Linked DNA regions of Homo sapiens: region 1 is linked to region 2. A link is a loop called in an ENCODE intact Hi-C map of the cell type or tissue named here. Cell type or tissue: PC-3. All regions are shown on one strand. Links, peaks and the distances in the headings refer to the core of each region. The heading gives the core; the rest is flanking DNA. Region 1 has its middle 9.9 kb from the start of NREP-AS1. Region 2 overlaps NREP-AS1 (NREP antisense RNA 1).

Region 1 (4,405 bases), core at 271-4,270, 58 kb before region 2:
AAAATAGGCCTGAATGTAATAGAGGCTAAAAATAAATACAAAGGATCAAGAAAATGAAAAGTTTTTTTTTAAAAAAGGATAAGTTGATAAACTGCTAGTTACACTGCCAAGAAAAAAAGAGTAAATGTCCAATAAATAAAATCAGAAACACAAAAGAGGCATTACAACTAATACCACAGAAATACAAAAGATCACCAGGGACTATCATGAACAACTATACACTAACAAACTGAAAAACCTAGAGAAAATTGCTAAATTCCTGGGCATACAAACCACCAACATTAAACCAGGAAGAAAGAGAAATTCTGAACAGACCAATAATGAATAATGAGATGGAAACAGTAATAAAAAAAGTCTCCTAACAAGGAAAGTCCCAGGACCAAATGGCTTTACTGCTGAATTCTACCAAACTTATAAATAACTAACATCAATTCTTCTCAACTATTCCAAAAACATTGAAAAGGAGGGAATTTTTCTTAATTTATTTTATGAGATCAGCATTATCCTGACACCAAAACCAGACTAGGCTACAACAAATAAAGAAAACTGCATGCCAGTATTCCTGATGAACGTAGATGCAACAATCCTCAAGAAAATACTAGCAAACTGCATCCAACAACGTATCAAAAAGACAACAAACCATGATCAAGTGGAATTTAGCCAAGGGATGCAAGAATGGTTCAACATGTGCAAACCAGTAAATGTGACACATACATCATTACAAGATGATTATGAAGTTTTGTCCTTCATTCTACTGATGTAATAATATATCACATTTATTGGTTTGCACATTATAAATGATCATAAAACAGATTTATTCACGAAGGATGTTGAATTTAATTACTTTTCTTAGAAGAAAAAGTAATTGAATTCAACATCCCTTCATGATTAAAGCTCTCAACACATTAGGCATCAAAGGAAGCTGATATATGACAAACTCACAGCTAACATCACACAGAATGAGGAAAAGCTCAAAACCTTTCCTCTAAGAACTGGAACATGACTAGGATGCCCACTTTCAGCACTCTTATTCAACACAGTACTGGAAGTCCTAGACACAGCCAGGCAAGAGGAAAAAATAATTGAAAAAGAGGAAGTCAAATTGTTCCTCTTGGCAGATGACATGATCTTATATATAGAAAAACCTGAAGATTCGACCCCAAAACTCTTAGAACTAGTCAACAAATTCAGTAAAGTTTTACGATGCAAAATCAACACACAAAAATCAGTAGTGTTTCTAGACACTAATAAACAACTAGCTGAAAAAGAAACCCCATTTACTAGAGCTACAAAAAATAAAAATAAAATGCTCAGGAATACACTTAGCCAAGAAAGTGAAAACCTCAAAATTGAAATTATAAAATACTGATGAAAGAAACTGAAGACAAAAACAAATGAAAAGATATCCCATGATCCTGGATCAGAAGAATTAATGTTGTTAAAACGACTGTACTACTCAAAGCAATCTACAGATTCAATGCAATTCCCATCAAAATACCAAAGACATTCCTTATAGAAACAGTAAAAGAATTCTAAAATTCCTATGGAACCACAAAAGACCCCAAATAGTCACAGTAATACTGAGCAGAAAGAACAAATGTGGAGGCACCACACTGTTAGACTTCAAAATATACTACAAAGCTACTGTAACCAAAACAGCATAGTACTGGCATAAAAACAGTCACAGACCAATGGAACATAATAAAGAACCCAGAAATTAATCTATATATTTTCAGCCAACTGATTTTTCAACAAAGACACCAAGAACATACATTGGAGTAAGGACCCTCTCTTAAATAAATGGTGCTGGGAAAACTAGAGTCCATAAACAGAAGATGAAACTAGACCCCTATCTCTCGCCATCCACAAAAATCAACTCGAGATGGATTAAAGATTTAAAAGTAAAAATCAAATTTGAGTGAACATTCCACTCAACATGTGCTGTAATAGTTGAGCCCAGATCAGCTGCAAACAAGATCAGAACTTTCAATGGAAATTTTATGCAAGTAGAATCAAGATTCTGAAGTATTTTTTCAAATAATTGTAACAGGAGATGAAACGTGGTTTTACAGATATGATCCTGAAGACAAACTACAATCAAAGTAACAGCTACCACGAGGTAGAAAGAAGTGGTCCAAAGTTAAAGCAGACTGTTCAAGAGCAAAGGTCATGACAACAGATTTGGGGAATGCTGGAGGCATTTTCCTTGTTGACTTTCTGGAGGAGCAGTGAACGATGATAACATCTTATTACAAGAACGTTTTGAGAAAGTTAGCCAAAGCTTTAGCAGAAAAAATACCCAGGGAAAGCTTCACCAGAGAGTCCTCTTCCACCATGACAATGTTCCTGCTCCTTCTCATCAAACAGAGCAATCTCGTGAGAGTTTCAATGGGAAATTATTAAAGAGTCCTGCTTTGGCTTCTGACTTGTTTTTGTTTCCTAATCTTAAAAAAAATCTGTAAAGGCACCCATTTTTCTTCAGTTAATAATGTAAAAACGACTTCTTTGATATGGTTAAATTCCTAGGACCTTCAGTTCTTCAGGGATAGACTACATGGGTGGTATTATTGCTTACAAAAGTGTCCTGACTTTTATGTTGAGAAGTTTATATTTTATATTTTTATCTTTTAATTCTATTTTCCATGAATTGTCTTGTCTTTTCTCTTTTTTTTTTTTTTTTTTTGAGACAGAGTCTCACTCTGTAACCCAGGCTGGTGTTCAGTGGCACAATCTTGGCTCACTGCAACCTCCACCTCCCGGGTTCAAATGATTCTTGTGCCTCAGCCTCCCAAAGTAGTTGGGACTATAGTTGTATGCTACCATGCCTGACTAATTTTTGTATTTTTAGTAGAGACGGGGTTTCACCGTATTGGTCAGGCTGGTCTTGAGCTACTGGCCTCAAGTGATCTGCCTGCCTTGGCCTCCCAAAGTGCTGGGATTACAGGTGTGAGCCACGGCACCCAGCTCTCCATGAAATTTTTGAAGTTTCATCATATATGATGAGATTAGAAGAAAGAATTAAACCGTTGGTAATTATAAAGTTTAATTTGAATAGAGGAGTCATACTCAAATTAGAACTGTGCTTGCTAATATCTGACTTTGGTAATTACATTTTTTCTACCTAACTGATTTTCATAGTTTCAGCTGGGTATGGTAACCTGTTTTGTGAATATTAAGCCAGCAATTTTCATCATTTATCTCAGAAGTGGTTACATTTTAGGGTGATGGTAATTGTTCCAGAGACACTGAGTCTTTTTTTGATGTTTCTTATGGGAAAAAACAAGGGGCAACATTTTAAATAACATGCTTATCTCTTATTAAATAAGCAGCAACACAGAGAAAAACACTCCCGATGAATGGAGACATTTCTTCTCTAGATTTTCCAGCCAAAATATTGTTCACCAAGCAAAGTTTATTCTGTCTACAAGGTCCAAGTTATTCTAATCTCTAGACCTATGATCTTATCACTGGCTGAAAGCTCACAATTCCTGGTGGTTTTACTTTTTTAGAGTCAAAAGTTTTCGGTAACCTCAATTTAGTCTACCAATTAATGAAAGTAATTTGTCTATACAAATTATTTTTACATAGAACATTAATACTTGAGAAACATCTTAAGAATATTTTTATAATTAATACACTATTTTTGGAGTAATTTTAGGCTTACAGAAAATTGAGCAGCTATTAGAGATAATTCCCATATACTCCCTCTCTCCTCCAACTCAGTTTCTTCTATTATTAATATCTTGCATTCATGTGGTATTTGTTACTATTGATGAACCAATAATGATACATTGTTTTTAACTAAAGTCCATAGTTTAGGGTTCACTTTTGGTTTAACACTGTTTGATGTGTTTTGACAAATGTATAATGTCACATATCTATCATGGTAGTATCATAGCTGTATGATAAATAATTGTGTGTAAATATTTTCTGTAAATACTTAGTATTTAGTTTAACTGGTCAGAAACTGTCAAGTACTTCACCCATTCATCTTTCCTGTCTTCTTCCCAAACCCCTGACAACCACTGATCATTTTACTATCTCTACAGTTTTGCCTTTTCCAGAATGTCATATCATTGGAATTATATAGTATGTAGGCTTTTCAGGCTGTTTTCTCTCACTAAGCAATATTCATTTAAGGTTCCTCCATGTCATTTTGTGGCTTGATAGTTCAATTTTCTTTTTATTGTTGAATCATATTCCATTGTATGTGAAAGAGCCCCAGGAACTTCATCATAAAATGTGGCTCCATGGTATAATGAGTATTTTGAATTAAAGGCCCTTGGAGATCGACAGATGCTAGAAGAGCCTTTCCCTGCTATCTAAATAAAGACAGCAGGAACCCACCAAGGAGAACAATTGTTTTTCCTTCCCTTCTCTGTTATCTCATTATCTATTGCAGAAA
Region 2 (4,405 bases), core at 95-4,094:
TGCTACCACATAGCAAGACATCAAAAATAATTTAAACCATGTTATCTTCACAAGAATGTACAAATAAAGTAATGAGACAGAATAGATAGCCTTACGGTATATCACAAATCCCTGGGGAAGGACACTGTTCAATGCAGTACATTTGGTTTTCAGAAAGAAAAAAAAATTATATTTCTACCTCATACAAGAAAAAAATTAGATTGGTTAGGAAACTAAATGTGGGAATCAAAACTGCAAACCTATTAAAAGCATGAGTTAGGGTGGGAAAGGTTTTCTTAAGCAAGTTGCCAAAAAAAGCAAAAAGAAAGATAAATATATTTGACTATATAAAATGTACAATGGCTGAACATCAAAATATACTCTAACTTACTCTGTGAGTTCACTTATGTACATTTTTAAGTAAGCAAAATTAGTCTATGGTGATTGAAATCAGAATAGTGGTTAACTTTGAGGAAGGGGTAAGTGAGTAGTGATTAGAGAGGAGTATAAGGCAGCCTCTGGGGGCTGATGTTCTTTTTTCTGATCTGGGTGATTACACTTTCTGAAAATTCATCCAGCTGTATACATACATGTGTACTTTTCTATATGTACATTAGCTAAATTTAAAATTTAAGATAAACACAGATAGTCTAAACATGATTAAAAGGCAAACACAGCATTGAAGAGCGTTTAGATTAGATATAAAGAAAACTTAGTATCCAGAATATATATTTTTGTAAAACTTCAGAAAATCAAATTAAAACAATATACGATTTTTGACCTATGGTCAAAATTGACATGAACTTTTAAGACCTCAAATATCAACAGTTAAAGAATTATGAAAAATGGTATTTGTATATAAAGACATTGAAAAAATTACTAAGTTGAACACTTTAAGAAGCAATTTATCATCATTTCTATTAAAACTGAACATTTGTATTCCTTACAAACCAGCAATTCCACTGATGTATATACACCATACAGCATTAATTTTCAAGCTGTATATTGTGGCTCATGAAGAAGTTCATAAATCAACTTCATGTATTATATGTATTATACATTTATTATATGTATTATAACCAGGATTTTTTCATGAAATGAAAATAATAAAATAGTTGAGGTGGGAAAATACCAAAATACTGGTCCATGGACAGCTGCCAGTTTAAGACATGCTTATTACTAGCCCAAATGAAGAAATCAGAGTCAAGTTTTTCAAAAAACTAAATTTGTTAATTTAATTTTTTAAATTCTGAGATTGTCCTCACAACTTTTTGAGTATAAAAATAGCTCATTCTATTACAAATTATGTTGATTCTTAACACTGGCTGTGAGATTTTTAACATTCGCACCTAGCAAAATTAAAAATCAGAGAATCTGTGTGCATCTTCAATTGTTTTTCTGAAATCTCACTATATTCAACATCCCAAAGCCTGACTCACTACTTTATTCCATACCTCAGCTGTCCCAAGTAGGTCAAAGTCATAGATTGATCCTTTAAAATGGCATTAATCACTCACTCATTCTTTAACATATTTAATGGATTAATATGAAGGGGGTTGAGACACACTGATCAATTAGGTTGATTTAATTCCACAGAGAGGACTTGCAAAAATATGTGCCATTGTTAACAAGGGCATGCCAATAGAAATAGATGGATCTTTGTAAATCCATCATCACTGTGAAAAACAATCCAGGGGATAGGTCAAAAACCTCATCTCTGTTTGAATATAATAGTTCATGAGTACTGTATTAGGCAATCTGAGTAGGCAAGAATTTAGAAAATCAAAGGGCAGTAAAGGTCTAGAGCCCACTTGAATTGGCTCACTGGAGCAGTTGTGACAAATAGAAATGGAACAAGCTTGGTATTCTAACATGGGATTTACACTTAACTCTGACTCATTCTCATTGTATCTAAACTTAAGTTTACAGTCTAGAAATAGACGTCTATATATTGTCTAAAAGTTTAAATGCCTTGCAAGTTTTACATTAAAAATGTTAAGCAGTTAGGTATTTATAAAGCTGTAAAAGATGAAAAACTGATCCTTCAGTTATGTAAAGACTATAAAGTAATTTTAAAAAATCAATCTATGAGCCAAAATAACTTCCAACATTATGAAATATTTTTAAAACATTTATTGAGTCATAAAATGTTGACATGGTATGGCAAAAGTCCTGGCTTGGTCATATTTTAGATTTCTGCCCATTGACAAATTACTTTCCACTTCCAATGTCTGTAACATTTATCTTAACCCTTCCCACTTTGCAAGTGAAGAAGCTGAGGCCCAAAGAGGTGACAAGACTTTTCAAGGCCACATAAGTAGTTAGGCCAGAACGAAGGTTCCCTGGCTGTCAGTCCACTGATCCATGAGCTGCAGCACTTTGCTTCTCATGGATTATTTGTAAGCGGGACAGAAACTGAGCCCACTCAAGATGAGTACACCTTACCCACTCAGCCACCAGTGCCCAGTGGATTTAAGTCTGAAGAGGAAAATAAGTGTTAATAAGCAGCACAAAATGCAGTATTCTTGTCCAAAAAGAAGCAATAAGTGCCAAGTTCCATTCATCTGTGGTCCACTTAGCAGAGCTTCCTTAATTTGACAATAAAATAAAATAACATTTGATGTAAGACCGTTTTTCTCCCTGGCTTCCTTTAAATGGTAAAGACATGCTCTGAAAATATTCTAGTTTCATTTAAGACTGTTTTCTGTTCACTCAACTTCAAAGGGTTTTTATATGGTATTTTAGGATTATAAATTTTGCCATTTTTCTAAGAGGAAAAATACTTGCTTTTATTTACTCTACATTTATGGATTTCAAGTGACCCTATAGTTCCTGCATATAATGTCTTCCTGTTCTGAATCCTACACTTCAGGAAGACTTGAATATTACTGATTCCCTAATCTCTCCTGGTTTTATGAACTAGAGCTCCAAATATAAATGCCTTTAGAGACTAAGCAACAACATAAACACATGAAGTGACCATTTTGAGTGGTGAGGACTTAACAGGAGAGTTCACGCCATTTATTTTATTCTACCTGGATTTTGAAATCATGTAGAATTATAACAGAAGTATTGGGGAGAATGTCAGTGAGCAATTAGCTAAAAGCTTTGGAAGAAGGGAAGAAAAACTGAGATGATCATTTAAAAAGGGAAGTCCTGCTTTCTTTCAATTCAGGCTCCAGTCAAGTGTTGAGTGACAAATCCCAGAGGAGGAGGCAGGATTCGTGCTCTAGCAGCCTCCACAAGAACCAAGCTCAGGTTGCCTAAATAGTTCAGTGCTGTAAATAGTTCAGTTCCAGTACCATGGCTCTTTTATCCTAGCTTTGACCAATGATGACTACATTTTGTTTTTAATCACCTACAGTTCCTTTCCTATGCTTTATTTTGCCTGAGAAAATGCCTTTATTCATTAGTTTTAGCTAAGAATACATGATCCTAAACTTACATCATTAAAAAAAAATCACTGATGTAGATGACTGAGCCAAAAAGCAATAATAAAACTGAAGCACAAAGAGCACCCCTGGCATTCTCCAATCCCAAACCCCCATTCATCTACAAAAGGAGAGAAATCAGTATCACAGAAGAAATGTTCAAGCAGCTTTTCCTTTCTTAAATAGTTGTTTCCCTAAACTGTGCATCTAAATACCCAATTAATTTCTCAGACAGAATGATGGTGATAGATGTAGGAGGCAGAGAAATCCTAGGCAGACAGGGGCAGGTCCCCAGCAAAACCATATCCCTGAGCCAAAAAGCTTGAAACCCGCAGTCCAATCCCTGTTTGCCCACTCTCTCTCAGTTGATTATTTCTGAATAATGTCTTTTTGTTAATTGAATGTTGCCTTTTCCAAAATTACCTACGCCCTGCCCCATCCCCCATTCTGTGCCTATAAAGACCCAAGACTCAGTCGGTAGAGAGAGAAAGAAGTGGATTGACTGGAAAGAGATAACTTGACTTCAGAGGGACTGCTGGACTTTGGAGGAGAGATGGCTGGAGATGGCCAGACTTAAGGGAAGGTTATCTGCCTGTCTCATCCCTTCTCTAGCTCCCCTCTCCACTGACAGCCACTTCCATCACTAAATAAAATTCTCTACCTTCACCATCCTTCAAGTGTCCATGCAACTTCATCCTTTTTGGACGGCAGACAAGAGCTTGGGACCCAACATGTGTGGATACCCAAAAAAGGCTGTCACACTGGCCATTTGCCCTTGCTGGTGGAGGGCAGCCGCCCTGCGCAACGAGGCAAGGGGCCCACTGAGTGGATAACACATGGCTGTCCACAGACAGCAGAGCTAAGAGAGAAAAACCCTCTGGGGCTTCAGGGGTCACAGGCACCCCCAGCTGAGCAACGCCATGGGGCCTGCATGGAGCCTGCTCCTGCCAGCGCCCAAAGCAGCCAGCCAGATCTCATACTCGCTTGCTCACGTA

The links. A loop is a pair of places that touch in the nucleus more often than their neighbours do. Peaks named below come from ENCODE experiments on the same cell type or tissue, not always from the same donor. Only the 100,000 strongest peaks of a DNase experiment are listed, where the experiment ranks them.
Region 1: it touches region 2 in a loop (2.1-fold over the local background); 1 of 110 quality-filtered maps calls a loop at or near these places.

The regions. Positions count from the first base shown.
Region 1 is chr5:111,900,419-111,904,823 of GRCh38, forward strand. It overlaps a transcript of NREP not described here. Among named protein-coding and RNA genes, the nearest start is that of NREP-AS1, 9.9 kb to the right of the region's middle. In PC-3, for the core only: no CTCF peak of the experiment used is centred there; no DNase peak of the experiment used is centred there.
Region 2 is chr5:111,958,859-111,963,263 of GRCh38, forward strand. All of the region lies in intron 2 of NREP-AS1 (NREP antisense RNA 1), which reads left to right. It also overlaps a transcript of NREP not described here. Among named protein-coding and RNA genes, the nearest start is that of NREP-AS1, 49 kb to the left of the region's middle. In PC-3, for the core only: no CTCF peak of the experiment used is centred there; a DNase peak (open chromatin) is centred at 1,793; H3K27ac peaks cover 554 bases.